Regions from separate parts of the Homo sapiens genome. Here regions 1, 2, 3, 4 and 5 are each linked to region 6. The links are chromatin loops, found by intact Hi-C in ENCODE. Cell type or tissue: A673. All regions are shown on one strand.

The links. Hi-C counts contacts between places; a loop is a spot of excess contacts. Peaks named below come from ENCODE experiments on the same cell type or tissue, not always from the same donor. Only the 100,000 strongest peaks of a DNase experiment are listed, where the experiment ranks them.
Region 1: it touches region 6 in a loop (3.0-fold over the local background); 5 of 110 quality-filtered maps call a loop at or near these places.
Region 2: it touches region 6 in a loop (8-fold over the local background); 7 of 110 quality-filtered maps call a loop at or near these places.
Region 3: it touches region 6 in a loop (16-fold over the local background); 12 of 110 quality-filtered maps call a loop at or near these places.
Region 4: a loop joins it to region 6, with 6 times the contacts of the local background. A loop is called at or near these places in 8 of 110 quality-filtered maps.
Region 5: it touches region 6 in a loop (3-fold over the local background); 6 of 110 quality-filtered maps call a loop at or near these places.

What each region holds. Positions count from the first base shown.
Region 1 is chr21:21,161,280-21,166,279 of GRCh38, reverse strand. The region is part of intron 1 of NCAM2 (neural cell adhesion molecule 2); the gene reads right to left. Among named protein-coding and RNA genes, the nearest start is that of NCAM2, 170 kb to the right of the region's middle. In A673, a CTCF peak has its summit at 2,176 (motif pointing left); a DNase peak (open chromatin) is centred at 2,169; H3K27ac peaks cover 1,373 bases.
Region 2 is chr21:21,686,671-21,691,670 of GRCh38, reverse strand. No RefSeq gene overlaps it. Among named protein-coding and RNA genes, the nearest start is that of LINC00317, 48 kb to the left of the region's middle. In A673, a CTCF peak has its summit at 2,581 (motif pointing right); a DNase peak (open chromatin) is centred at 2,590.
Region 3 is chr21:22,789,056-22,794,055 of GRCh38, reverse strand. No RefSeq gene overlaps it. Among named protein-coding and RNA genes, the nearest start is that of MIR6130, 290 kb to the left of the region's middle. In A673, a CTCF peak has its summit at 1,902 (motif pointing right); DNase peaks (open chromatin) are centred at 1,895 and 2,455; H3K27ac peaks cover 832 bases.
Region 4 is chr21:21,919,205-21,924,204 of GRCh38, reverse strand. No RefSeq gene overlaps it. Among named protein-coding and RNA genes, the nearest start is that of LINC01425, 170 kb to the right of the region's middle. In A673, a CTCF peak has its summit at 2,357 (motif pointing right); no DNase peak of the experiment used is centred here.
Region 5 is chr21:21,372,003-21,377,002 of GRCh38, reverse strand. It overlaps NCAM2 (neural cell adhesion molecule 2), which reads right to left. Exons shown (of 18, transcript NM_004540.5): 9 at 2,990-3,140. Among named protein-coding and RNA genes, the nearest start is that of LINC00317, 360 kb to the left of the region's middle. In A673, CTCF peaks have their summits at 2,612 and 2,813 (motif pointing right); no DNase peak of the experiment used is centred here.
Region 6 is chr21:21,229,966-21,234,965 of GRCh38, reverse strand. All of the region lies in intron 1 of NCAM2 (neural cell adhesion molecule 2), which reads right to left. Among named protein-coding and RNA genes, the nearest start is that of NCAM2, 230 kb to the right of the region's middle. In A673, a CTCF peak has its summit at 2,482 (motif pointing left); a DNase peak (open chromatin) is centred at 2,445; H3K27ac peaks cover 1,443 bases.

The DNA.
Region 1 (5,000 bases), 69 kb after region 6:
GCTGAGATGGCGCCACTGCACTCCAGCCTGGGCGACAGAGCGAGACTCCGTCTCAAAAAATTAAATAAATAAATAATATAAGTCTTGATGACTAAATGCTTAAAGGCGCTCCAGGTTATAATGTACTAAACAGGAAGCTGTATGCCCTAAATGCCAATGTGTTCTTTGTACAAATATGTATTGCCTTGTTTTGGTGCCTGAAAAGCTATTAAGCAGACCTGAAAAATACAATAGGTTTCTCAGGGAATAAAGCAATAGGCATCACAGCGGGGGTCCCAATTCCCTTAGAGAATGGCCCCATCATTAAACAGGAAAGGTTATGGGGAGCTCTCATAGCATAGTCAAATTAAATTATAGCAATCTTAGCACAAGCCTGTGACCAAGGCACAAAGACTGCTTTGACCCCAAATGACTTATAACCCAGAGATAATGAATTGTAATGACTTATAACAATATCCTGAATATGTACAAGGGCCAATTCATTTGGGAAGGCAGGGAAAATACACCTGTAATTTTTACTGATTTGTTCTGTGATTAAATATAAATGTGATTAAAATATAAATGTTATAATAAATATAAATGCTCAGGAAAATATGATAGTTTTATTGTAAGAGAGTGTATGCCAAGGGCCAGATGGGTGGAATAGGTAAAAAATGAGCAGGCCTCGGTTACCCCAACTCTGCACATTCCAAAGAAAGAATTGGTTGACTTTTCAGAGACAACCTATTCCTTAGAATATTCTCCCTGGTAAGAGTATGCGTGGTTATGTATGCTTGAGGCCCTGGGCCACACTGTATTTATGTTGGCCACCAGTACTTGCATGCCTGAGGCCTTTGGTCAGAGTAGCAGTTGGATAAACCATGTGATTTAATGTGAACATCTGTTTTTGCTCTGGAAGGAGGCTGGAGTGAGTAGCTCAATCAGTCTAGAGGGTGCTAAATGCTTAGGTAAGGGACTCTGATAAAACTTCTGGACACCCAAGCTCAGAGGAACTACTCTAGTGGACAGCACTTTGCATGTGCTGTCATTCATCATTTAGGGGAAAATTAAGTGTGTCCTAGTGTCATTACACTGGAAAGAGACACTAAGAAATGTATGTCTGGCTTCTATTTGCCCCATCTGCCATTTCCCTTTGCCCTTTTGATCTGTATCTTTTCCCTGAATGAACAGTATCCATAAATACCACAGGCTTTCTGAGTCCTCTGAGTTTTTCTAGTGAATTGCCAAAACCAAGGATTGTTTTGGAGTAAAACAAAACTCAAACAAGGCTGTTATGAGAATTAAATACAACAGTGCATTTAAGATAGTGCCTGGTATATGATACAAATTCAATCAATTTTTGTAGTTATAGTTACCTTAAGCCCTTACATGTTGCATGTATAAAACTAACACAATTGATAGTCACTCTATTTATTTATCTGTGAACTGTCTTTTCTTCACATGAGAGTAAACCCTACATTGGTAAAGTTTTTATCTGTTTGATTCACTATTTGACCCCTAACACCAGGCATAGAGTAATCACTCAATTAACATTTCTTCAATAAGAAAATCAATTAAAAAATAAATAACAAGCATGGAAGTTGCAATAAATTAACTTAAACTTAACTAAAATTCATAATAGGTTTAAAAAATCTGAAGAAAAGTTAATTTGTAATTGCCTCGTTTGGTTTTATGATGTTTCTAAAATTAGAACCTTGTAGAGAAACAAAAAAGTTGTGAAAACACAGATTTTGACTCATTTGATAACTGCTAACTTCTGTCATCTGACCAAAGGTAGTCCAGTTAGTCTCTCGGGGTTATGTTACTCACTAGAAAGGTCAGGCAATATCAATTCTTCTTTGCAAATATCTTGCAAAGGTAATTCAGTCATTCCTTACATTTAAAATTAGTGGCTTTTCAACTTCTTTGCAAATCTAACATTTTGTTTCAAAAGGTCAAACTTCTATAGTTTTTCCAAAAAAGTATTTGTAATCATCCATGAAATTGTAATACTCTATTTTCAAGATATTTTTCAATGTCAAATAAAAATACAGAAAATTCCATCATAGCAAGACAATTGGAGTGCAAATATTTCAATTCTGTAAGTTACAGTACTGCAAAAATAAGGCTGAGTTTGCCCAGCCAAGGATGATCAGGGATGCTACTGCAGCCATCTAGTTTTAATTGAATTTAGTGCCACCTGGTGGCAGCTGTCCAGTCTTGCTAAATATAAATAGATTTTTTTTCTAGGTCCTGGGATGTTGGTTGAGACTTCCAAGTACACTTGCAGTGATTCCAGGAATCGTTATTAATTCTCATCCATTGCATTGGTCTAATCCAGACAGACTGGGCCAGGAGAAAACTGGGGCCATCAGAACCCAAACTGGTCCCACTGTACTAATTATTAGCTAGAACACAAGACTCTGGGAGTAAAAAAATAGCATTGTATTTCAGTCCCACCTTACTAAATGTGAAACTTTTGTATTTACTTAAGTTTTTCTCACTTCAATTTGTTTATCTGAAAAATAGCAGTGATGATGGTGATTTCTCTTTTAACATTTTAGTAATGATTACATAGATAACACATGTAAATTCTGAGAACGGTTCCTGACACTCAGCAAACAAATAGAAACAAAAGTACAAACAAGAAACTATTATTATCATGTCATGTTGGTAACTGTACAGAAAACTACTCTTAAAAGATCTAATTCATTAATGCTTAATTCATGTACGTTATATCAAGCAACACAGGCATAGCAAAGACAAACTGTGGCAATTCAATGTTTTGAATCTAACAATAAATAATAACCTCAGCAAAAAAAAATAAAGCAAACGAAAATGTTTTCAAGAGGGAAGAGTGCTGATTAATTAAAACATATTTAGCAAAGCAGAGAAGAAGGCCAGACAAACTAGCTGTACTCTGGATAATACTGGAGCTTTTCATCTCTCTTCTACCTTCCTACATCCCTCTAGAGCCTCCCTTCTTTCAGTAAACTGCCTTTGAAGTACCTCAACCTGCTCTCTCCTACAGGTAATCACCGACCTCTATTTTGGCTGTCAACACTGAATGTAATGCATTTATCTTTATTTTTACTGCACTGTAAGCTTCTTCAGTGGAATTGCTGAATGTATTTCCTTAGTCTGTATTCCTGACATCATTAATTCAATGCTGTACACCAAGGACAGAAATACATGATTATATGAACATCTCTTTTTGCTTCAACATTAGTATTTAGAAAAGGGGATGAAAGAATATGCTAATTGGACTCTTCATTATTTTAAGCACAAGGACTGAGTAAGCAATTGGGACTTCCCTTTTTTTATTTATTCATAAAAGCAGTTTTATCTCCTCACAGGAACTGCCAAATTTCTTCTAAGTGGCAAACTTAAACTACTGTTCATGATATCTTTTGACAGATAAAACATCAATCCGGTTTCTTCACCAATAACGGATATATTTCGGATCAGTGCTGATGTTGGCAACTTTTAGAAATAACGATGACTTGTTTCCTAAGGTTTTGGGTAATCTGACAGGTTTTTTTTACAGGTCTTTGTCTGAACCATGATACATGCCAATCATCACCAAGAACTTCTTTTTCTTTTCCATGGCTGCAATCATTTAAGTACATATGTCAAACATAAGACTGGAATATAGTAATGCACACTTTGGACTTTTTCACTAAATGTGTGGAGACAAATTGTACGAACTTGAGAGGACCTTTCTTTTTCATACAGAATTTCTGCTGATCCAAATATACTCCATTCTCTTAACAGCCCACAGTCATATGTAAATTGTGATATATATTTTATGCTAGTAATTTGCTAAACTGGTATTTAAACAAAGTTTTAAGCACAACTGCTCATGAAAATTTACAACCTGGTGAATCAGCAAACATTCATCTTTATGTTTTATGTATATTTTTCAAACTCATGACCCATTTTATTTTTGTATTTAATAGGAAAAATATTTTTCTTAACTTGCCGGTAGAGTTGTCATTCATTCTATAAAGTGGTTTTGAAATCATATCTTAGAACTTATTTTGTGAAAATATAATTACACTTCAAGTGTGTTACAGATAAATATCTGTGTGAAGTAAATCCTTCCCTGAATTTGTTTCTGTAACTGGATGTGGCAAAATAAAGTTTTCTTTAAGTACTATGAGGTGAATTAAATATGGGAATATCAACAAAGTAATAAGTATCTCTAAATACATTATCAAATGGTTCAGTGACACACACAATAAGATCCTAGTATAGAATCCCTTTTGTCAAAAATCCTCATTTCTGAAAGCTATAATGCAGAGAGTGAATAAGAAACAAATATGAAATGAAATATTTTTAACTATTTTACAATCCATTATATCGTTGAAAGAAATTATTCCAAAATTACCTAAACTGTACCCAATAACCTACTTCTTGTCCTCATAGACATGACTACTGCAACATCTCTGCTCATTTAGCCTTCCCCTGGCCCGACTGCGTTAATTATCAATTACGTACTAAGTGCACCTTCAGCTCCCTAGCTCTTCTAATTACTCTATGGAGTTTGCATATATATTGGTCCTTCCAGTAACACTAATAGATATATATACATATATGGATATATCACATGTATATGTCACTAATAGGACAGACACAGGATATTGCATAAATATTTTTAAATACACACATATATATCCTATACATGTTATCTTGCTCTCTCTCTCTCTCTCTCTCACATACACACACACACACACACAAATGAGAGCACTGCAATCCCTCACATTTCTCAACAATTCTCAATTATGAGATTGTTGTTAAGTCCAGCTTCAGTGGGCTATCATCTGAAATAATCGTTTTGGCAATCTAGGTGTGAATATATTAAAAAACAACCCTACCACACAATTGCTTAATCTGAAATCTGGCATATAGTAAACAGTTCGTGTTTATTGAACAAATACATGAAATAATAAATAAATAAAATAAATAAATAAATAAAATGCACCAAATGCCTTACAGACATTGTATTTCTAACTTAGTCC
Region 2 (5,000 bases), 460 kb before region 6:
CTTTAATTTTTTTTTAAACAAATCTGCCATAAGTCATCTATTCTGTATCTGGATGACCACTGGTTCCAAGTTAAAGGAGTCTAAATTGATAAACTTAGAAAGAATGTTGTGGTTCTATAGCTAAAGCAAGATTTTTCAGGTTAGTATAGAGCTAGACTTTAAGATAAATACAGTAACAGAGAGATGGCAAGTAAGTTGGGAGGGAGTCTGTTCAAATAGTTCAGTGAAACCATAGGAAGCTTTACTCCTTATAATCACTCCCATAGCAACCTGACTGAAAGCTCTCAAAAACAGTGCAATTCCATCGACTTTCTGAGTATTAGTTCTGGGCGAAAATGTGGCTGCACTACCACAATCTCAGAGAATGTGTTCAAGGACAAAGTCACTATTCCAAAATTCGGGATAGTGAGCCAATAGATGGCTGATTTGTCATCTGCTCTACGAGAAATGACAAAAATACAAATGTAAAACTAAAACATGATTTTTTTTAGCAGCCCGCTTAAAGCAAACCATTTCAAAGGATTTTATTCAATAAATACATCCATTTTATGTCAATGAATATGTCCATACATTATAACCGATGCAAGTGAGTTAGAGAAAAACATTTGGGAGGAAAAATTAAGAAGAATATTTCTATATGATTCTTTCACTGGAGCGATACATTTGTAATATATTTTTGGTAAGATCACTTGTTATTTGATTAACAGATGTTTACAATGTCATTAAAGCAGTGACTGTAATTTCACCAGGGTCACACACACAAAAACTTTAAAAATGATGAAAACTTTGGAATTCTCACAAGCAAAGTGTATATATACAAGACATTTTCATGTTTTCCCAAATCTCTTGAATCTCATTCATGGAGCATTAATTGTTATTTTGGAGAATGTTTCTGTAAAAATAGTGAAAAAAGTAATAAATGTAAATTGATCTTATTAAAGATTTAGCTTTTCAAATCTGTCAGAGGAAAAGGTGCTTTATGATTTTTAACTGTCAATCACACCAAAGCATTAGGTAGGTTGTTCTACATATTAGTCATTGAATTTTATCTGTCAAAATGGAAAATACGTGGGTAGTCACTTGAAAGTTCAAGCAAATTTAAATGAATTAAAGGTTCAAATAAGTAATTACTGTCATTGAATAAAAGGTTACTTAGGACTAAATTTGACCACTCCATCTATTTTATAGTCTCCAGTCAAAGTTTAGGTGGCTGTATATCATTGCCACTGTTTTTAAAAAGCTGACATAGGCATTAGTATGATGACATTGAAACTAATTTTACAAGATATTTTGAATGTAACTAAGCATGCGACCTGTGGTCTAAAGATATCCTACTGCTCTTTAATTCTAAGGACAAATCTCTGACAGATTAAGTGCTGTAAATCTTTTACAGATGCTGTCATGAATGCCTTCAAAGGCCACTCAATTTCCCCACAGTTCTGCCAGGAAAGAAAGATCAACTATGGGTACATATACAAGGAAGGAAGCAAGATAATCATTTTTTTTCTAGGAATTGCAACGCTGATTGGAATTCCATAAAATGTTATTAAAATGCTCAAAAATGTAATTAATGACAGTTGAGAATCTCAGTACTAAGCTCTAAAGCTTTGACAGCAAAATATTAAAAATAAGAATAATAATATAAATGTAAAAAACAGAATAAGTACATTACATGATGTCTAAATAATGACATGTAATTAATAAAATAATAATAGTTTGTTGAGCATGTAGTATATGCTGAATATATTTTATTTATAAAGTTTATTTCATCTACAAAAGCTGTACAAGGTTGTGTTCCCATTTTTTTCTTAGGGCCCAAATCAAGTGCGGCAAAATTAAGAGATGAGAGTCAGGCAACTGCAAAGTATCAAGCTCCAGATTCAAAGTCAGGTCTTACTGGTCTCAAAAGTTACATCTTTTTTCAATGAATTGGAGATTTTGTAATCATCTAGATTATAATATCAATGACGTTAACTAGATAAATAACCTGGTTGGTATTTATATCAATTAACCTTTGCTACGTCACAATGTGCCCCGCAATTTCCCTCAAAAAATTAGTAGCACGTAACAAAACAACAAGATTTTCTTTGACTGTTACTTGGCTAGGTGGTTTGTTTGTTTGATCGGGGTTGGGTGGTCTTGGATGTTTTCCCTCCAGGGTCCAGCTGGAACTAAGACACTCAGGCACTTTCTCTGAGTGGTCTCTCATCTTTTAAAATATTATCCCCGACCTGTTCATACAATGACAAAAAAGCATCTCAGAGAGAAGAGTGGGGCAAGTCTCACTGGGTGAGCACTTTTCAAGGCGTGGGTTACTTCATCTCTTCTTCCATGAACCAAAACAAGTCACGTGGCAAATTCTTTCCACAATACAATGCTCTGATAGAAATGGACTCAATTCTATGACTATTAAACCAAATGCTTTAAAAAAAAATCAGTGTTAGCCTTACCAAAACAAACAAAACATTTTTTGAATGAACAGAAACTTCCACATATGTGGTAAGTTTTCATACTTAATTAAAACAGAAGCTTTGCTCCTCCCTACCACTCCCTGCCACACCTGCTCCGCTGCAGTCTTCTATGCATCCAGCTGATGGCGACGCGGCCCTTCCAATTCGTTTGGCCCAAACAAGCCTCTTTCTTGACTCTTCTTTTTCCTTTTTCACATATCTCTTTTCTTTTCCAATCCACCAGGAAATTCTGCGGCATTTACATTGCAAATATGCAGAAAATGGCCACTGCTCACCACCTCCATTACTAACATGTTGGTCCTCGACGCTGTCATCTCGTTTGTATTTCTGCAATGGCCTCCTAATTAATTTCCCTAAGTCCACTCTTACAAACCTACACTTAACCCGGTAGTTAGAGTGACTCTGTCAGATCATGTCAAAACCTAATACTGGCTCCATATTTCAGTCAGAGTATAAGCAAATTCCTCACAGTAGCCCACAGTTTCCTACATATATCTGCACACTCTACCATCCTCTTTCCCTCAGTACCTTTTCCTTGAATATCTCATTTCAGGCTTACCAACATCTCAGAGGTTTCGCAAACAGGGAAGGCACACTTCTGCTTTATGAACTTGCAAATATCCTCACAAATCAGTGTTTTTCCTCCTTTTATTTGTTGCTCAAATGACATCTTCCCAATGAGGCCTGTATTGATTCTGATCAATATCTTTATAATTATAAACCATGATACACATCCTTGACTCCCCAAACCTCTATTTCATCTAATGTTTCTATTTTTCATAATATTTATCACATATAAACACATCATATAATTTACTTATTTTGTGTTTGTTGTTCTACAAGAGAAGGAAAGAAACTTTTGTTGTGTTTAGTGGTTTATTTCAAGTACCTAAAAGGTGCTCAAGAAATTTTGAATGAATGAACGATCATAATAATACAGAGGATTAAGATATTTTGATATTTTAGCAGAAAATAACCATATTTGACTATTTAAATTGACCAAAATAACACTGAACAGCAACAAAAATTTACATATATATATGATATACATATTCTCAAGTAAAGGTTCAGTATAGTAAACCAAGCTCTCTCATTTGTGCTCATAAACTTTAATCCTGCCTTTATAGGAAATAATTGAGCATAATCAATATCTCTGATGAGCAATCCATGAGGAATATCATACTTATTTTTTTCTGAAATCCCTGCCATCATTAATATGGAGTCAGATGAAGTGAAGTTACAACTAAGTGTAATGATAAAGCATTTAATATTCCTAGACAAAAAATGAACTTGAACTAATTTTATTGTTCATAACTTTCATTTCCTAACCATTTGTAAGTGACACTTACCAGCACATTACTTGGTAATGACCCTTTACAATTAAAAACAAACACTTTAATTAGCATATTTAAACTTTTTTTCCAAAATATTAATTGCCTAATAATTATGTGGTAGATTTTGACTCCAAGGTACAGAAGGGATTACTACATTCATATTAATTCTATGATTAGTGGTTTGTTGAATATTTTTATAATAATGATCTTGAATTATTTTTAGGGAAATAAGGAATTAAAAATTATCCCTGAACTATTTATAATAAAAATGTTTTATTGAATGCATTAAATCATTTATGTTTTAAAAACTCTACATTTATCCACTCATTCATTTATTTTATTTTTTATATTAAATGTGTAGATAACATACATTCATTTTATGTTCACTTAGCATTTGCCTGGGAAGCCTCAGAATAAAAAGGAGTTATTAAGCAAACTGCTACAATCATGTATGCATTTGGGTTAAAAAATGTGTTACAATGATGCTATCATAAAGAGAAAAATAAGTAGTTGTAGTCTTTTACCAATATGCTATGTAGAACCAAATAACACTGAAAATGGAGAATTTATCTGCATCTTCATTATCTTTCTCTTACACATCCCATTTCTTGTATCTCAACCTAGAATATGACTATTTTCTAGTTATACTCTATGTAGATTAAACATGCTAGCTAAGTTACTACTTCAGACTCTTTTCTCTGGTCTGTTTAAGGAGCCATCTCTAGCAGCATTCTTCTATTCTCTCCTACCCCTCACCAGATACAGACGGTGATCTTAAAACATAGATCCAAATTCATGTGTATATCAAAACATCATTGTGTACACCTTAAATATATGGAATAAAAATAAATTTAAAGATAACATTTTTAAAAAGAAATCTTTATATTTTCAAGTTATTCCCAGACATTGGAGTCTGTCTGTAAACAAACCATTCCCTCTTTGCCAAATCCTAATTATTGATGCAGAGAATGGACAATCATAATGTAATGGTGACTATTTCAAGCCATTAAGTTCCAGGTAGTTTGTTATACCACACTGAATAACTGGAACACCAGGTATGCACCTTAATGACTGATGAGAGTGATTGTGTGACTGAATAATTGATTGTAACCTCTGTTCTATAATCATGATGCATTTAACGAGAAATTCAAAATTTTGGACAGAGCTTTGTTAGATACTTCATCATGAAAAGAGA
Region 3 (5,000 bases), 1.6 Mb before region 6:
ACCCTTCTCTCTTTACAGTACCTGAAGCCTGGAAAACCTTTTTTCTCTGATGCTTGCCTGCTTTCCCTTTGTCTAGATGCTTGTTCTCTGGATATTTCATGATTGTCTCTTTCCCCAAATCCAAGGCTTTCCATTTTTATTTTCTCCTCTTCTTATGTGTGACTCTGTGTTCCAAATAAAATTAATTTCAGGAGAACAAAGACTGTGCCAGTTTGATCCAACTTTTCATTGTAGCACCCCCACCTCCTAGCACACTGGATTACCCTTAGAATATGCTCTCTATGTGTTTGGTGAATTGATATATAAATGAATCAATGTGTCTTTGATGTCTCCTTTTCTTATGCTATCATTCTGGCACTGATAAAAAGCTGTACAGACAGTTCCTGACTTACAATGGTTTCACTTATAATTTTCTACTTTACGATGGTGTGAAAGTGAAAAGCCATACTTTGAATTTTGAATTTTGATTTTTTCCAAAGCTAGTGCTATGTGATACAGTCTCAGGATGCTGGGCAGATACAGCTCCTCATCAGTTATGCCATCATAAGGGTAAACTGATACTCTCCAGTGTACTGTCTACTATGTTGCCAGATGATTTTGGCCAATAATACACTAATATAAGTGTTGTGAGCATGTTTAAGGTAGGCGAGGCTGAGCTATTTTCAGTAGGTTAGGTGTATTGTATGCATTTTTGACTAAACAATATTTTCAACTTATGATGGGTTTATTGGAAAATAACCCCCATTGCAAGTCAAAAAGTTCTGTACTTGCTATAGAGAATGATTATGCTGGGTGCAGTGACTCATGCCTGTAATCCTGGTGCTTTGGGAGGCTAAGGCAGGAGGATTACTTGAGCCCAGAATGTCTAGGCTGCAGTGAGCCATGATGGCACCACCGCGCTCCACAATGAATTTTGTATTGCAGCTATTTTGTAGCAGAATATTGATTTTTGATAATGTAGTTTTTGTATAATTGTTTTAATCAAAAAACCTCATCATCTCGTGTCCACTATTAAAGGATTCATGTTTAATGATTATAAACTGAATGCAGATCATTCCTAATTGATAAAATATAATCTAATTATTTAAACTAATTATTTATTTAAATGATTAGGTCATTCATTTGATACTAGAAAGGATAGTCACTCTACATGTATGGCTCAAACATCTTGAAGATATTCTACAATCACAAAATTATGTCCATTATTATATAATACAAACACAATGAACATGCACACACAAACACACACACACACATACACACACACAGAACCACCCATAGAAGAGAAGTGAAAAAGATCAATAATTTATCAGATAACATAACATAGATATAAAGAGATTCCTTGAAAATATTTTTCTATTTGTTTCTTTTTGTTCTCCTCTTCAGCTTAATGATCTCAAAAAATACTTTCTTTTAAAAGATTAATTGCATTTTTAATATTCAATTTGATTATCCATTATGATTAATGTAGTTAATTTTGAGTTTCCATCATGTGGGTTACATCATGGAAAACATATTAAATTTATTACTTTACTCAAATAGTAGGTAGTCTAAATGAAGTATTCATAAATTGAAAGATCTTTAAATTAGTCACCATATTCTTCACAAGAAAATATTCATTTTCATCTTCACTGCTTTTATGGAAGTTATTATGTTGAAATTTTATTTTCTGAACAGCCATCTATGCTTTGTTATTAAGGGTTTTAATCTTTTAAGGTGAAGGTAATAAAGTATAACGTGGTTAAGAGTAATTTCATGAAAATGAAATAATTTTGATAATTATTTAACTGGTTTAACTGTAAAATATTCAGCCATCAGCCTCCCTTGATCAGCAGGATCTAAGAATACTTGGAGGAGAAAATATTGCCCTTGAGCCACACCATGAACCACTAGGTGGCAGTATACCCTTTCTTATTTAATAAAAATAGTCACCGTTTCCATTTATTCTTTTAAATATTTAGTGGTAAAGAATGATAGTACTTTATTTGCAAAGACAAGTTTAGTACTGTTTTATGTTTGTATTGTTATTTCATTTTTTTGATTTCGGATTTTTCCAATTTTCCATTTTATAAATATAAGAAGCTACAATAATTTCTATTGTTGAGGGTTCTGTTGTCCAGAATACATATCAATAGTGTTTCTTAATTTATAAAGAGAAATTTAAGTATTTTTTATCATCATATATTAAAATATTATTTGTTACAGTCTATATTTTGAATACATAACTTTTATTTTATAGGAAAAATCTCTCCATCCACACACAAAAAATTATGGATATAATTGTTTTGTTGTAAATACTATTATTAATGAGAAGCTATTCTCATTCAATACTTCAGAACTCTCAGGAAAGCCAAGAGGTCAATTAAAAATAATGTGTTCTTTCAAAGGTTATGCCACTGAGTAATTAATTCCTTTTTTCCTCTGTTCCCCGCCCCCCCCAAATAGTCCATTGTAACCCTGTAAGAGCAGATTAACTGCATGTGGTTTTCAATGTTTTCAATGCTTGTGGTAATATTAGCATAAATTTTATATAGGCAGCTGCTTGAAAATGTTACCACTTGTAATTGGTATAGGTTGGTGTAAAAGTAATTGCGGTTTCCACCATATAAACTAATGGCCCAAAGTACAATTAATTTTGCAGCAACATAATAGATGTATCCATCAAATAAGATGATTACTAATTGCTACAAATAAATAGAGAATTGGACCTTCTCATATGCTATCGCTAGGGATCAAAGTTGGCATAAAGGCTATTTTAAAATACTTTGTAAAACAGATAATCATTGACATGGAGACCATAGTTCTAGAAATGTGTTTGAAAATGTATTTATGAAAATGTGCAACAATTAAGCTACAAAGATGTTTATTACAATATTATTCATAATAGTCAAGAATTTGATACTGTCTACACAATAGTATCCAATTTTAGAAATCATTAATGACAACTCATATAATAGGAAACTAAATAAATATATGTTTCTATATTCAGGTGGACATTTACAGAACATTAATTCACATGGCAAAAAACAAATGTTACATTCTTTAGTAAAATGGTAGGTAAAAAATAATATTGGAATCCAGGTCATGTATGTAAGAAAAAACTGATAAGCTATGTGCCTTATTCTGCATATATTTCTACAATTATATTTGTATATATATCATAATCCATGTACTAAGGCAAAATAATCTATATTTCTGCAGCACTGGAGTAGAGAATAGATCCATATTCAAATTCTATATTTAATTTATGTTAAATGCATAAACTTTTACAAGAAATTAATAATATATACAAACTGTACTTTAATGAAAATATTGACAAATACATATTATTCATTATTATGTGAAATGAAAAATATAGGTTTCATGTGTTTCTTTTCATTTCTTAATATAACAAATTTAAACATATAAACAATGAAAATAACAAATACTAGTAGTAGAACACTTCACAAAGCCTTTTCAAGTGAATTAAATTATGTAAACTTATGAGGTATAATTTATATAATAACTGTGATAACTAATCTGGACTCCATGGGCTAGTGAGTAAAAATGGGCTACCCTGGGGCGTGTGTAAAGAAATTCTCCTCCAGATTTTTTAATATAATAAAGTATTTAACAATAATCATACTTGAATGAAAATAGGAGTGCTGAAAGTTCTACAAAAAATCAAATGTATATACATATTAATGTAATTATATATAAAGAAAAATGCATTTCTTTATATTTTCAGTAAGGTCAATGCTGATTTTCATTTTTAATTATTCATAAAATATTAGATTTTAGTCAATATATCATAGAGCAAATCAGAAATCTAAAATACATCAAATTAATCAAATTCCATTAAACTATTAAGTATAGAAATTGTTACTTAGATGTTTATTACTGGGTTATAACTATCATTTCGTATTTTATTTTTTGTTTTTCTTCTATTTCAATCGTTTTTGGGGTATTTTGGTTACATGGATAAGTTCTTTAGTAGTGTTCTCTGAGATTTTGGTGACCTGTCACCAGAGCAGTTTGCATTGTACCCCATATGTAGTCTAATTCCTCATCCCGTTTCCACCCTTCCCCACAAGTCCCCAAAGCCTAGTATATCATTCTTATCCCTTTGCATACTCATAGCTTAGCTCCCACTTATAAGGGAGAACATAAAATATTTTGTTTTCCATTCCTGAGTTACTTCATTTAGAATAACGGCCTCTAACTCCAACCAACTTGCTGCAAAGGCCATTATTTGATTCTGTTTTATGACTGAGTACTATTCTACGGTGTATATATACCACATTCTCTTTATCCACTCATTGGTTGATGGGCATTTAGGTTGTTTCCATATTTTTGCAAGTGCGATTGTGCTGTTATAAGCATGTGTGTACATGTGTCTTTTTCATATAATGACTTCTTTTTCTTTGGTTAGTACCGAGTAGTGGGATTGCTGGATTGAATGGTAGTTCCACGTTTAGTTCTATAAGGAATCTCCACATTGTTTTCCATTATAACTGTCTTCCTCTTAATCATATCACTAAGGAGTTCTTATTGAGCTCCTCTTGACTATAAAGCAAAATTCTAATTATGATTGATTTATTTATTGTATTTGCAATGTAAGTTTTTCTAATTATTTTCAATTTTCTATAGCCTCCCTAGAAGTCACGAACAGAAAGCTATAGCTCAGAGGAGGTGCACAAAAATCTTGAACTTTTGCAGATACAGGAGGAGAGAAAAGCAGGAAGGAACAAAGAAAATAATAATTTCCATTAATACTTATATTAGAATGAATTTTACTTATTATATAAAATTGTATATTAGTTAATCTATATATTATATATGTATATTCACTTATTTCTTCATAATACAAATCATATTTAATAAGATACAGAGGCAGATAATGAAAAAATATATATGTATACATTACGCTTAGATATTAATTAGAGAAAAACCAACACCTTACCAACAATGAGTCTTCTGATTCCTAAACATAGCATATCTCTTCATTTCTCCTGTGTTTT
Region 4 (5,000 bases), 690 kb before region 6:
TTCTGGTGGTTGCTGGCAAACCTTGGGATTCCTTGGCATGTAGGTGTATCACTCCAGTCTCCATCTCCATAGCCACATGGCACTCTCCCTGTGTCTGTGTCTCTGTGTTTCTGTTTTCAATTCTTTTGAAAATAATCAATTATCACATTAGAGCCCATTCTAACCCAACATGACCTCATTATTACTTAAAATTAGTTATATCAGCAAAGACTAAATTTCCAAATATGACCACATTCTGTGGTTTTTGGTTTCTGAGAGACACTATTGAACTCAGTATATCATTCTCCCCATGAGTTTTATAACATTTTATTATTAAAAGAGAAATTATAATACTATCCTATACTCAAGACAATGTTATTTAAAAGTAGTAAAAGTACAGGAAACTGAAGGGAGGTAAGTTTTCTACACTGCACTCCAAGTGCTAAATGTTATAAAGAAGTACTTTTTGAAACCCTCTCTGTTTGGAATATATACGTATTTGTATATATTTGAGATGGTTTTGATCATTAACTCAATATTCTTAACAGATATATGTCATTTTAGATTCTATGTTTGTTCTTTAATTTTGTAGAGTCGAGTTTTTCAAGAAATATGTCAATTTCATCCAAGTACTCAAAGTTATTATAAAGTTTTCTTTTAACCTTTTAATATCTGAATGATCAATTTTTGATATCCTGGTTTTTATTTCTTATTTTGGTAATTTTCTCTTTAAAATATTTCTTTATTAATCTCACTATATGTTTATCATCTTTATTAAACCTTCAACAGAACTACGTTACTTTGCTTTATTTTTGTTTTTGTTACTCTTGTCTTTTATTTCATTGACTTCTGTTTTTATTTTTATTATTTACTGCCCATTATTTTTAATTTAATTTGTTCTTATTGAGCTTATTGGGTAGGAGCTCCTACAATTGTTTTCAAAATTTATTCCTCTTAAATTATAGGCATTTAAATCTACAATCTTGCTTCTAAGAACTATTTAGGCAGTATCTTATATATTTAAATATTTTGAGTTTTCCTTTTTTTATAATATTTTAAAAATAATTTGGGGATGTTTGCTTTTACCTATGGGCTGCTTAGAAATGTGTCATAGAATTCTCAAATATTGGGGAATTTTCTGTTTCTTGTTTTATTGATTTTGAATTTAATACAGTTTGAGTCAGGCTAAACACTGTATTTTTTTATAATTTGAAATGCATTGAACGTTGTTTTATGGACCGAAATATGTTTTTTTCTGTGTGTATTTCTAAAGCCTGTAGAGTTGTAATTGTTGGACATACCTTTCTGTAAATCTTCATTAGGTCAAGTAGGTTGATAGTGTTGTTATGATCTCCTATATGCATGCTGTATTTTTTCTACTTATTCTATTAATTACTGACAGAAGAAATGTTAAGTCCTCAAATTTTAGAATTTGTCTGTTAGTTTTGTTTCATGCATTTTTCAAGTTCTGTTTTTAGGTGTATACATATTTAGAAAATAATGTCTTTCTAATGAATTGTTCCTTTATTATTATGATGAAATGTCTTTATTTCTTGACTCATTCTTTTTTTATAAAGTCTACTTGTATCGTAATAAGATAGTCACTAGGATTTTTATGCTTATTATTTTACTTCTAACCTAATGGTGTCTCTCATTTTAATACGTATGATTTGGGCATTGTTTCTACTCTAAACTCTTAGCATTTCCATGGTCTCTGACTTGATGACCTGAGATTGAGAGATGATTAACGATCTCTTTCCCTTTTACCTGAGCTAGACCTCTGATGTCCCTGTAGCACTGTCTGACCTCTCTTATTTCTGTTGCTTTGTTCTACATTTGGCTGAAACTGCTCCACTGTAAGCTTCATGCGCTCTTGCTCCGCACATTCTGTCAAGCCGTTCATCACAGGAAGCCCTCATAAAGATTTCTGCCTCCTCCTTACCAACCGTTTGACACTACCTCCTTTCCAGTGTCTTGCCCTGTAGATCCAAGATTGCTGATCTGAACTCTGATTTTTGCTCTTGGGTCCAGTAGTAACACCATGCCCTGCTAAGAATGCAGCTTGCTCTGCCACTTTTAAGGATACTTTCACCAGGAGCCAGGGTGATTTTGAGGTTTGCCTTCCGATTTTCCCTTCCCTCAGTGATCAGTCTTTTGTTGCCTCTTTTCTTTTGACTAATAACATTAGTCTCAAATACCCCGTCTAGCTTTAAAGTTGTTTATTGTGGGATGGCAAATTCAGTACCAGTTATTCTATCATATAATCAGAACCCCCTATTTTTTGTTATTGTTTCCTTTCATCTTTCATCTTTTCAACTTTATATTGCTTGTGGGAAACTAGCTTTGACTCTGTCACTTAGTAAATTCTGTGACATACTAATATCCTCCAGGGGGAGCCAAAACATTAGCGTGCAGGTATAATGCACCTGGATCTCTGAGGTTCCACTGACCATGAAGGTATTTCAGATGAAATCTTAGTAAGAAATGCCTTGATTTTTTTTTTTAATCGCAGCAGATACCTCTGTTTTAATTAGGACACACACTAGTTAAAGGAAAATTTCCTCACAAAGATGGTCATCAGATCAAAGTCATATCTGTGAAGATGATCTATAGCTTCAGTGGAGATTCAAGGCCTCAGGGCTTTAGACGGAATGTTGAGTCTTTGAAGATAAATAATGTCAAATCCATTATTTGATAAGGTCTTGCAATCAAACTGTGGCAGTGATTTTAATGGTTTCATTTGAATGTTTGCTGTAATAAAAGGATAAGAATGTTACAAATATGGTGAGTGTGTAGGGCGGGTTCTTTAACTTCAGAGAGTTTGCTCATAATCCTTTTTGGCTTTAATTTATTTTCATTGACTGAATTTCCCTTTGAATTTTTAAAACTCCAAGCCACTTTGCATATTCTCTTTTTAACTCTGACCTTTCCATTTATTTATATATTTATATGCTTGTTGCTCTGTTTCAGTTTTTTTTTAGTTCTTAATCTCACTGCCAAACACTGGCCCTTGAGTTCTGTTTATTATAGTTGAATTTAATTGTGACTTGATGTAAAATTACAAATGGGTAACAAATTGTGAATTTGTGATAAAAATGGAAAGCTATTCAAAGGAAGAGTCACCTATTTGGTTTCCTAGAGTCATCTCCCAGTTGGCCTCTCAAATGCTAATTTCACTTTCTTTTAATCTATCCTCCATATTTTGCCCATGTGTTCTTTCTAAATACAATTCTATTTTGGTTTCTCTTTGCATCAAATATACCAGCAACTGACCATGACATAAAATTCAAAGATAAATTTATTAGTGAGGCAAGATGGAGGTCATGCATATCCATTAAACTCATCACTAACCCTCTCTTCTCTGCACACTCTGTGTTCCAGGCATTCTATGAAGTATGTTAAACTCTCCAGTGATATGTTTTCTCTTAATGTCAAGTCTTTATTAATTCTGTTCCTCAGCCTAAAATTTCACCTCCAAACACATCCATCTGTAAAGTGCTTGCTTCTTTTATCTTTTTTTCAAGTGTTGCATTTTCTTTTTAAGAATTTATTGACACCCTTTCCTCCCTCAAGCAGGTCCTTCCTTCTCTTTCATGGTTTTCAACTTCATTCTCTAGGTATTTCTACTGTAATAAAGTGTTGAAATTGTCTAATTTATGTCTATATTTCCCTATATAGTTTGTGGTTCTTACCTTCTTATGGACTGAGTCCCACATTATTCTAAAATTCTCAATGTCTACAACTTTATTTATATTTGTCCCCAACATCATTCAAAGTAAACTCACACATAGCAAAAGACTTTGAACTGATAAATAAATAAGTGTGTAAATAAATAAATAAAAGGTGGAAAGAGCCCTGTTTTTTACATAAACACGCCAACTGAGGTCAAGTACAATATGGAAGTTCTTTTTAGCCTACTAAAAATAAATCGAAACTCAAACAGAATATGTCATTTTTTTAAACCTTGACTTTTTTTTCCTGGCTATAGTAAAAATGTGGGAGAAATATAGTTATATGATGAGAAAGCAATTGTAATAACCCTGGAATATGATTTCCTAGCCAGGTCGGAAGCTGAGCAGAGACATGGCTCCACTAGAGTAAGTGTTCTGCAGAGAGACGACACCTCTGGCTGATCTGTGTGTTCCTGCCACGCAAAGCTGCTCTCTAGGCCCTCTGTGAATAGACATGATACTCACTATGCATATTTCCTAGATATGTTCCTGAGCCTAGGAATTCCTTGATATATTTTCTGGTTTCTTGGAAAAAAATAGGTGTTACCTAGGACCTCTCGGCTTATGCTAGAGATAGCAACATAGGATGGGAACAGAGCCTGCTCTCTTTGTTGAGGTATTCTCACTCCTACTAGTCCAAACATACTCTTTTTAGCTGGTGAATTAGTACATTTCCACACTGCTATAAAGACATACCCGAGACTGAATAATTTATAAAGAAAAGAGGTTTAATTGACTCACAGCTGGGGAAGACTCAGGAAACTTACAATCATGGCAGAAGGGGAAGCAGGCACATCTTACATGGCAGCATGCAAGAGAGGAGAGTGAAGGAGGAATTTCCACACACTTATAAAACCATCAGATCTCATGAGAGCTCACTCACTATCATGAGAACAGCATGAGGAAAACCAACACCATGATTCAACCACCTCCCTTCCTCCACACACGGGGATTATAATTCGAGATGAGATTTGGGTGGGGATACAGAGCCAAACTATATCTGTTGTGATCTCAGTGAAACTGCATAAAGAACAACTATGTCCAACATAAGGCTGTAGAATAATAAGGAAAAGCATGCACTGTGCTACATCCCTTCTTGATTTATCCCCAATAAATTTTATCTAGTATCATGAGGCATTAGTAGTGTGTTTCAGTAACTCCCTTAGATGATACTAGAAACCCAAGATAAGCTGTGTTTTACTCATCCTGGTACCCTGTTTCATTTTTAATTTTGCTTTTTGGAGATAATTCTAGTGAGCCATCTCATCACCTAGGGATAATGACAGGTGA
Region 5 (5,000 bases), 140 kb before region 6:
TTATATTTACATGAAAGTTTAATAGTAAGAAAATTTTTTTCAATGTATATTAATCTAGCTACCCTCTAATCAAGATGGCGGCAATAATAATCTCAGGGGATACTCAAATAATTCTCAAAACATCCTTTTAGAAAACAAGACCTTTCATCCCTGTTTAAATAAGATAAACTAAACTACATAATTTTCTGGTGAGCTTAAGTCTGCACATTTACCTTGGAATAATTAAGCAGAAACATAAACCAATATTTAAACTTATAAAGAAGGAATGCAATGTGATCAAAAGCAACTTGTACTTTGTTAGAAATCAGTCCTTGAAAAATAAAGTACCCAATGTACTTTTTTCGTATTAAAGTTATTAATTCATGGTATTAATAGATTACAAGAGCAAATAATTCAAATTGCAATATACAGTTGTTTGTTTATCCCATTATTTTCTACCCAGCTAAAACCAATAACTAAAAATCTCATGTAATTATGTATTAGCATTTTACATTAATTTGATATTTTATTCATTCTCACTTTGAAATCTGAATACATGCTGCGGTTTAATTTAAACTCCTGTTGATGGTAGACTTCTAATAAAGGAGGAGCTATGTTTTATTCATCTTTGTGTCCATTATCACTCAGCACAAAACCTGAAGCTTAAGGTGGACCTAGTATGGTTTTTAAAACTATTTTCAGTGAGGTTTTACAACATAAACATATATGAATTATAATCTTAATTTCGGTTTTCATTTGTTTCACACAAATACCTATGCTGTCATGCATGGACAATAATTCAGAAATCCCAGGGCATCTCTGGAGAATGTGGATACGCTTGAATAAAAGTATCTTTAAATGCTTGAGTATAAATAGGTCCCAACAGTCTCTTCTTTAAACCCTCTTATCTTATAACTAAGGAAATTGAGGACTCAGGGACACATAACACACTATTAATTAACATATTAGCTAGTCCTATTATTCTAATACTAGCATATCTTGTACGAGCCACTCTGCCTTACTGTGCTTTGGAAATATCCATAGTGTTCATTTCTCATAAACTCCACTTTTCTGAGGACCTGCAACAGACATTTAGTACTAATCCTATGATACAGCAAATGTTTTAAAATATTAATGAAATGCAAAGAATAAAAGTCCTAAATATAGTTTCATTAAGATAATATGTTGCCTAGCAGCCTAGCACTTTTGTAGGACAGTGGAAGAGGCCAGGAGGTCTCATATAAATCATATCTTGGCATGCTTAAGTTTTTTTTTTCTTCATTTAGATTCACATTTAGAAAAATTAAAAAAAATCATAAAGTAAATTTTGGTTTAAATAAACAAATTTTAATTAAAAATATAACAAATGTACTGTAAAAGTGTAAAGTATTTATAATTTGCTAATGATGTTGTTGGTCTGAAAAAGAAATATACTGTAATAATGGAAAAAAGTAGAAAAAATTATTAAGGGAAAAAGGTTAAGTAAGTTATTGGCATCACTTCCTCCTTTGTGTGTTCTCAATATTATCAATGCTTTCCATTTTTATTTTTTTAGAAAGTGTGATGGAAATAAAGTGGCTTTCTTAGAAGCTGCCTAATATCAGCAAATGAAGTCAGTAATTTGTGTCAGAATCAAGTTGCCTTTTATTGTTGACTGCCTTTCATAATCCTTTTTTCTTTTTTTTTCTTTTAGTTACGAAGTTTAGTAAATTCCAACAACTGTATGAATAGTTTTAAAAAGGTTGTTACAGATCCAGGAATTGTATAGTTTAACAAATATATCAGTGGGTGTTTTTTTTTTTGTTTTTGTTTTTGTTTTCTTTTTATCCTATTATGGGAATTTCTTTCCTTTTTATTATTATTATACTTTAAGTTTTAGGGTACATGTGCACAATGTGCAGGTTAGTTACATATGTATACATGTGCCATGCTGGTGTGCTGCACCCAGTAACTCCTCATTTAGCATTAGGTATATCTCCTAATGCTATCCCTCCCCTCTCCCCCAACCCCACAACAGTCCTTTTTTCTTTTAGAAGTTTCTGATTGGTCTTTCCATGAATTTCTTGACAAGCACAGTCTATAAAATGTAAAATAATATGGATAACTTATGTCTATTCTTGAGAAAATATTTTCTTTTTGAAGGCATTCTCGATAAGAGAATGCATCTTGTTTCACAGTTACCATTGCATTCTATCAATATTAATGTACTAGACATGCTCCAATAGAAATATTTTGTCAATAAGAATATCTCATACATTCCACTAAGAACAGCTATGTCCTTTCAAGCATCAGAGACTCTCCAATATTGATGCTTCATAAATATTTATTGAGAATGATGTTAAGTTTCTTCCTTTTTAAATAGCATGTATACCAAATTATTTTTAAATTCCATGCAGTGACCAGAGGGGTTTTGTGAAAGCTTGACTTACATTAGCCCTCCCATTTCCCAAAACTCACGTGGTTATGTACATTTTTAAATTTATTTTAAAAACTATCCTTGTCATGCTCCTTTCTTCCAGACAGAAAATAAACACTATTTTGATAAGACAGCATATTAGTACATTTCACTGCATTTAAAATACTCTTTATAGTTTATGAAAATGTAAAATAGCCTAACAAAACAATTTGAATAAGAAATGTAAACACTACATATTTGAGACATAATCATAAATATTATAAAGAAATAAAAAATCTAAAGTGATATCGACCAATTACTGATAATTAATATTTTTCAGTTGATACTGTGTTTTGAGTTCAATGTTGCAAAAAAAGAAAGACCATTTTCAGGAAAAGCAATATCAAAATGATGAAATATACAGCACTGTGAAATATCCTGTAATTTCCACTAGATGTCTCCAATAACTGACTGAATGATTCCTATATTTCCTCTAAAGCTATGCATTAAGTACTGAAATGTGAACTACATATATATTTTGGTCTTTATTGAAAAATCATATGTTTCAAAGCATGCAAAGTTATTTTAATGAAAATACAAAGGAAAGTAACTTACATTCAATATCAAGGTACATGCTCTTTTGATGCCCTCCAATTCTGCTTGCAGCTTCACAGTCATATCTCCCTGAATCTGACAACTTCACATCTTTAATATGCAGTGATGAGCTTCCATGCTGCCCTTTGACTTCGATACGGCCGTCCAGGCTCTGTTTACATCGATTCAGGAAAAAGAAAGATTTTATGCTTGTGTGTGCAAAATGGTGACCAAACATATAACATTATGTTACTTCCCATGTTTCTCTGGCAAAAAGAAAAAAGAAACTGTTCCTGATGTAGAAAGTATTTCTTGTATAGCTAAGAATAAGTTTTTTTTAAAAAGCACACTTTTTACATTCTCATAGCTTCATGAAGGTTTCCTGTACCCTGGCTGTATAATGATAAAAAGCATTTCAATGACTCCAAACAAAACCCAATCACTCAGCCTGATGTTTAAAGATCTCTCATGTGGTATCACCTTTCTGTCCAAGCACACTTTACAATTTGGATACCGTCAATTCCAATTATTTTGAATTACTTGTACTCTCCACAATATCCTGTGCTTTGAATAAACACTCTTCACAGACGTGTTTTACACTTTTCCCCTTTTTTTCTCTCTATATTTACATGGCAACATCCTACTTTCTATCCTTTAAGTTACTGGCAAAATTTCATATTGTATTAAAAATAGTTCCTGATTGCCTAAATAATTATGACTTATTTGAACTACATAATTTTCTTGGAATAAGTTGCTTTTACTAAAGTCTTGCTGGAACTTCAGATTTCATCCCATAGTGTGATAGTATAGTTGAACAAATGTAAGAAAATATTTATGGTACTTCACGTAAAAGTCACTTAAATTTCTAGGACAGAAACAGTATATTCTAATATTTTTAGAAAGCAAATTATGTTATAGTGAAATTTACATGCAGTTGAGTAAAGAAAATGTACTCCTTCAGCTATTATTTACTATGAGTTAAGCACTTGTACTTAATTAACTTTATTGGAATATAACAACAAAATACATTATTAATAATGCAAAGCAAATTATTCATTTTTATAAAGGAAACGTAATTATTTCACAGTATTGAAAAGTAAATTTTAAAGTTACATGATCTTCGCTTGAAAATAAACATGTTCTCTTGTAATTACCTGTTATACATGACATGGCTTTGACTTGTGAAAAACTATTGGTGTATATAGATGTTATTAGTAAAAATGTTTGCATTTAAAAGTTATTATCAATATACCTGAAATTATTAACATAAATTCTGGAAAAACAGACACTGTGCCCAAGTGTGTGATTCCTAGGAAAGTTAGAAGCCATTCTCAGGTTCATCACTGGCTCTGTAATGATGCACAATATGCATTTGAGTCAAATACTTGCACTAAAAGTCCAAGGTCATTTTCTATTTTCGTTTCTGACATTCTAAAGGACATGTCTCTTTGTGCTACAGAAACGCATTACAAATATCTGAAAGAAAATTCATTTATATCTTGGCTCTGATTCAACACCTACTAAAGATTCATTTAAGACATCTGATATTTGATTGAGACAGGTTAATGAGCATTTTTGCTGTCTATCTAGTATTTCCAGGTTCTATCACTGAATTAAGTAAGATGATTAGAAAACAAAGTGTCTGACTGTACATTATTATTCCATCCTTTACAAAAACGCACTCTCTGAAATTTGATTTGATGTTATGTTCTTTGCCCTTCTAGAAGGTCAGTTTAAGAATTGCTTATTTAAATGGTATTTCAATATTTTTATAATATGGTTATTTTTAGAGTTTATTGTCCTTTCAAAAATCCCTTAATCAAATATCCATGTGATAACCACTTCTTGAGTTTATTTGCAACTAAAAGTTTTTGTTGACAATTTTAATTGTCAAACAATTGAAATTATATAATGTGTCATTATTTATAGGTTATTTTTTGTGGCCTCACCTGACTAGACGTTTATTGTCAAATTTAGAATCCAATTAGAGTTCACAGCACATTTGAGGTGGCCAGTATTCCAAAACTTTCTA
Region 6 (5,000 bases):
TATAAAAGTAGGCACTATAAATGTACAAGATGGAATTAAAATACCCTTAGCTGCAATTTGCTTATTACTAAATATCTACTTGAATTGAAAAAGAATCTACTGAACAATTTATTCATCATTCATTTAAATTCTCAGCACGGTAACAGCAATAATGACCTGTTGGTCAGGCATTTCTCGTAAGGTAATGATCATATGGATCAAGAGTCCTCTACTCTGCTTAAAAGCTCCCTCTGCTCCAGACACTCATTAACTCAGAGGAAAAGCTTGGGTTAAGAGGTCATTAATGCCGGGAAAACAATCGCATGTATGATTCACACCACGGATAATGTGCAAATGAGAAAAGTCCTCACTAAATAAAGTTATTATAAAATTGAAAATCAGCATTTTTTATTCTCTGAGCACTTTAACACAGAAAATGTTTATTTGGAAATAAATCGATACTTCAACACTCTCTTAAGAAAAGAGTTTATACACATTCTAAGTTAATTTAAATTCTTTCCTATGCATATTTCCATTTAATTAAAATGTAAGTGTATATTTAATATATATTCTTACAAGGAGTCTTACTGATCCTGTCTTTAAACTAAGCAAGATGCATCTATTATGTGCTCACATAGTGTCTTGTATATTTCCTAGCATTGTACATATGTATCCATTTATTTACTACTTTTTTTTTTATAGACTTAAAGTTCATGAGTGAAGGGTTCCTATTTTACTCCTGCATTAACTAGAGTACTTCCAGGGCAAGGTGCTGCTCTAGTGCATTGTAGATTGTTAATGAATGGACAGATAAAATAGTGCAGAAATATCCCTCACACATTTCACCTAAGTGGCAATCCAATATTAATAAATTTTCCTTACACTAATACTAGTAAAATCTCTGTGAGTATTTTAAATACACTCTTTGTCACTGGAGTATATGACAATTGAGCACTTGTAAATGTAAAAATTATGAACTTTTATACGCTCTTAAATAGAGTACTGTATATACCTACTGATAAACGGACTCTCCATCACACATGACATAAAAATTATAACTTCTTTCAAAAGTTAGGTATTTCTATTGATAATGGTATATAATATTATCACCAGATTTCACTCTATTACTTCTATTCTAAGACCAAACAAAAATGGTAATTTTTATTGATATTCTTAGATAGCAAAGAGAAACTATATTATGACCCAAATTACTACTTTCGTGGGGAAACACGTTATTGAATTTCAGCATTTTTAGACATTGCTGACATACAACTTATTGTGTTTTACATGTTATTTGTATCTATAGTGGGTGATGCCAAAACATCGTTTGTACTCACAATATACCTTAAAACAAGTTTTGAAATTTAAGTGCATTCAGTACCATTTTCCAGACAGCAATAAATATTTAATATGATCATTTTTATCTAAACAATATAAATTTTGTAGTATCTTATTAGCTGATCATTTCAATAATTAATTTGATTAAAATGTCTATATGAAGAGAAAATGGCATGTCAAATTAAAAATACTCTATTGCTTCTAAGGAGTTAAGAAACATATATTTTTGACTATTAAAATAAAAAAATGAAATCATATTCTATGAGAGGTCATCAGTAAGGGAACTCCAGTTTAAATGACATAAACTGAGAAAAATGTAAAAGTTGGAGCTTTATGGGAAACAGAAGAATGGTTGAACATCTTTTTAATGCTGCTAGCAGTAGGATGTTTCCAAGGCAAAAAAGTCAAATTTCATCCTGATTGTGAAGAATGTGTCTTGGAGAGGGAGGTAGAACTAAAAGCAAAACAAAACAAAGAAAGAAGAACTTGCCAATTTTGTATCAATCTTCTTTCTCCTGCCAAGTAGAAAATAAAAACTTAATACAGAAGGAAGTCACAGAAAAAAACCCAAAACTACCTCTCAAACATAACAGAATTTTTTTAAAAAATAGAAAGTGCAAAATCAGAAAATTAGTTAACATTTCAGGAAAAGCAACTAAGTTCTTCTATCTTAAAGGAAAAGTAGAAATATAGAAATTTTCTGCAAAATTCCCAGAATTTTAAGACTATGGAAGTTTTCAGGTCTTCAAGAACCAACATTTGGAAACCATTTTGTAATTAAATATGTCAAAAGACTGGAATTTTTTTAAGTCTGGGTCAAATACAGCACAAGGGTGAGTTGCTCCTACAGTTTATGACACTGATAGAAAGGATGGCATATAAAACTAAAGCAATGTTGGGATTCCACCAGAAAATAATTTTAAAAGCTAAAATATTTTGAAAACTTTTTCTTAATAATGTCTACACATAAAAATCATGCATGAAATATACGTTTACATATCTAGCAAAAATTAGTCCTATTAATGGATGTTATTTTTCCCATAACAAGTTAAATTTTCCTAAGATCATTGGCTGTATTTTTAAATACTCTAAATCCTATTTACCAGAAGAGAAGCAAACTGCCCTTCTGATGCCAAAGACATGACTGCCATCAAGTGGCAACTCAAGCAATATTCAAACACAGCTGTACAACTGAAACTCAAAAATGATTATTAACTGATTCCTCTAAAACCTAAAAAATATTTAATTCAATGTTTTTATAAATAGGATTGTTAATATTAATGTAACAAGTTAATATATTTGCTTTTCACAAGTCAGTAATCTGTTTTTTATTGGTAATTTATATATGAATGTGTATCCATTTATGTGTTGTTCAAAAATTATGTACATTTTCTTCATATAATTTGAGTATAAGAAAAATGCAAACATGCATAACTGGTAAAAATTTAAGTAACTCTAGCATTACTTGGGTGACAGGAATCTACAGCCCTCAACCATCAGAAAGCTCCTTCTGATCCTCTCTATGAGTCAAGTATCATCAGAGTTCACCCTTCCTGCAAGATAACTGGGGAGAAAGGATTTAAAATTATCTTTAAGAGTGAGGTGGAATGTGAAGGGGTGGTTCTGAGTTAGGAGCTAAAAAACTGACACGACTGAGGAAAATGTATTACAATTAAGAAAGCTGGTTTTTATAATGGTAAAATATCAAGAAAAGCCATTGTATTGAGCATATGCTGTTTATGTAGGCAGAAAACATACAAAATGAATGTAAAATAATTATGTAAAGAGGTAATTATATACACAAATATGGTTTTACATTTAAAGAGATATTCATCAGTTGTTTGGAAATCTTAGACCTCAATAGATGAGAAAATGACACATTAAGGTAACATGTGTTTGGTTGGAAACAGTATGACCTACATAATATCCATAAATAATATCTCATTATGAGTTCCCCTCAAATCAAATTATTCTGTATAATATTTACTCCGATGGAAATTTTTACAAGGTTTTAGAACCAAGATATATTAAATAAACTCTCCTATATTTTGCCCCTTAAAAATTTCTAACAATTATTAAACTACTAAAACTGTCCTTGAAACATAGTTTAATACATAGAGTCATTAGCAATTGTCCATAATAATATGCATTAATTCTATAGTATAAAATTATACTTATAATAAGCCAAGTCTTTTGGCAGTTATATTTAATTTTATATTCTGTTTCTTTTTCCAAAAGTGAAAGTCTTATACTGTTTTCCCAGGAAGTACATGATAATGATACATATATTCCTGTAAGTTTTTGTCAGAACTTTGCTCATTAAATTATAAAAGGGATAACTGCCATATAAATCCCAGAGAAGTTCAATTTATTAGGTAATATTTTGGATGTTCCAAGCACATCTCTCTTTTATGAAAAATTCTGCTAAATTTACTGCTCCCTCATCTACTAAATCAGCTCTATAGCTTCAAGAGTTAGGCAACTAGGTACTTTTGGCATTGTACTTTCAAATTTTCTTACTGAAAATCAATATATCACTTCTAGGGTTTTAGCAATAATTAATTCTCAATCACTCATCTTGCCAGAAATTGCTTGTTAATTTTGCAAATTTTTAAATTTTCAAAATTTCACATCCAGCACACACTGGAGTAATGTCCTCGGAAATACGTTATAATTTCCCAAATTGTGTCTACATATCTCTCATTATCTCTTTCTATAATAAAATATTCCAGTCACCTACAACTACAGGGAGAAGGTAGGAGAGCATACTCTGTCCATGGTTCTGAACTCCATAGGTATTACCAGAAGTGTTGTTAATGAACCAAGACCTAAGTATATTTTATGCAATATTTTTGTGATTAAATTATAAGCCCTTAAACGGAATACTCATGAAAGTGTGGTTTTCCCATTTTCTGGTCCTAACATCACCTGAGAACATTTTGGAGGGCAACATGATTCAATTTTGACACAATGCTTAAAAACAGATTATGGCTAAGCACCCTACTGACAGCAAAACAATTTACAAATATGAATGAGACAGACTTGATATTTTTCATCGTGATGAGATGAGAGTGGGAAAGAGAGAGGATAGAGAGGAAAGAAGAAACATCACAGAATAATATTTCTACTTATAGGATGAAAGCATATGGTGATCGAAAAAGAGTGCTTTAGTATCTTTGGGCCTCAGGCTTGGAATACATGGTCCAGTAAAATCACATAATGGAAACAAAATAAATATTTTGGGAATAGACAGCGTGGCCAATTTTTATCTTTTTATACAGGACATTAAAATCAAACAAATCCGAAATCACCTTTTATCATCATAATCTCAAAAAAAAGTGAGACAATGATTTTTAAAAAACTTAAAAGAAGAATATGGATGAGATGAATATAGAAAAATGATTGCTTCTTTCCATTTTTAATACATTATAGAGTAATTAAAAATAAATAAAAATTAAATATTTTCTGTATTTTTTTTCTTTTTGCAAACAAATGGCATTTCAGGACTACTGACAGAGAGTAATCATCCAAATCAGGCATGTCATGAATATGAGAATTTAGACAAAGTCCATAAAATTTATATGCCTAAGATTACTCATTGTTAAAATGAGAATAATAATAACTACCTCTTACTTGTGTGTTTCTCTCAAATAAATATAAATCTGTTAGAACAGTTCTTGTGC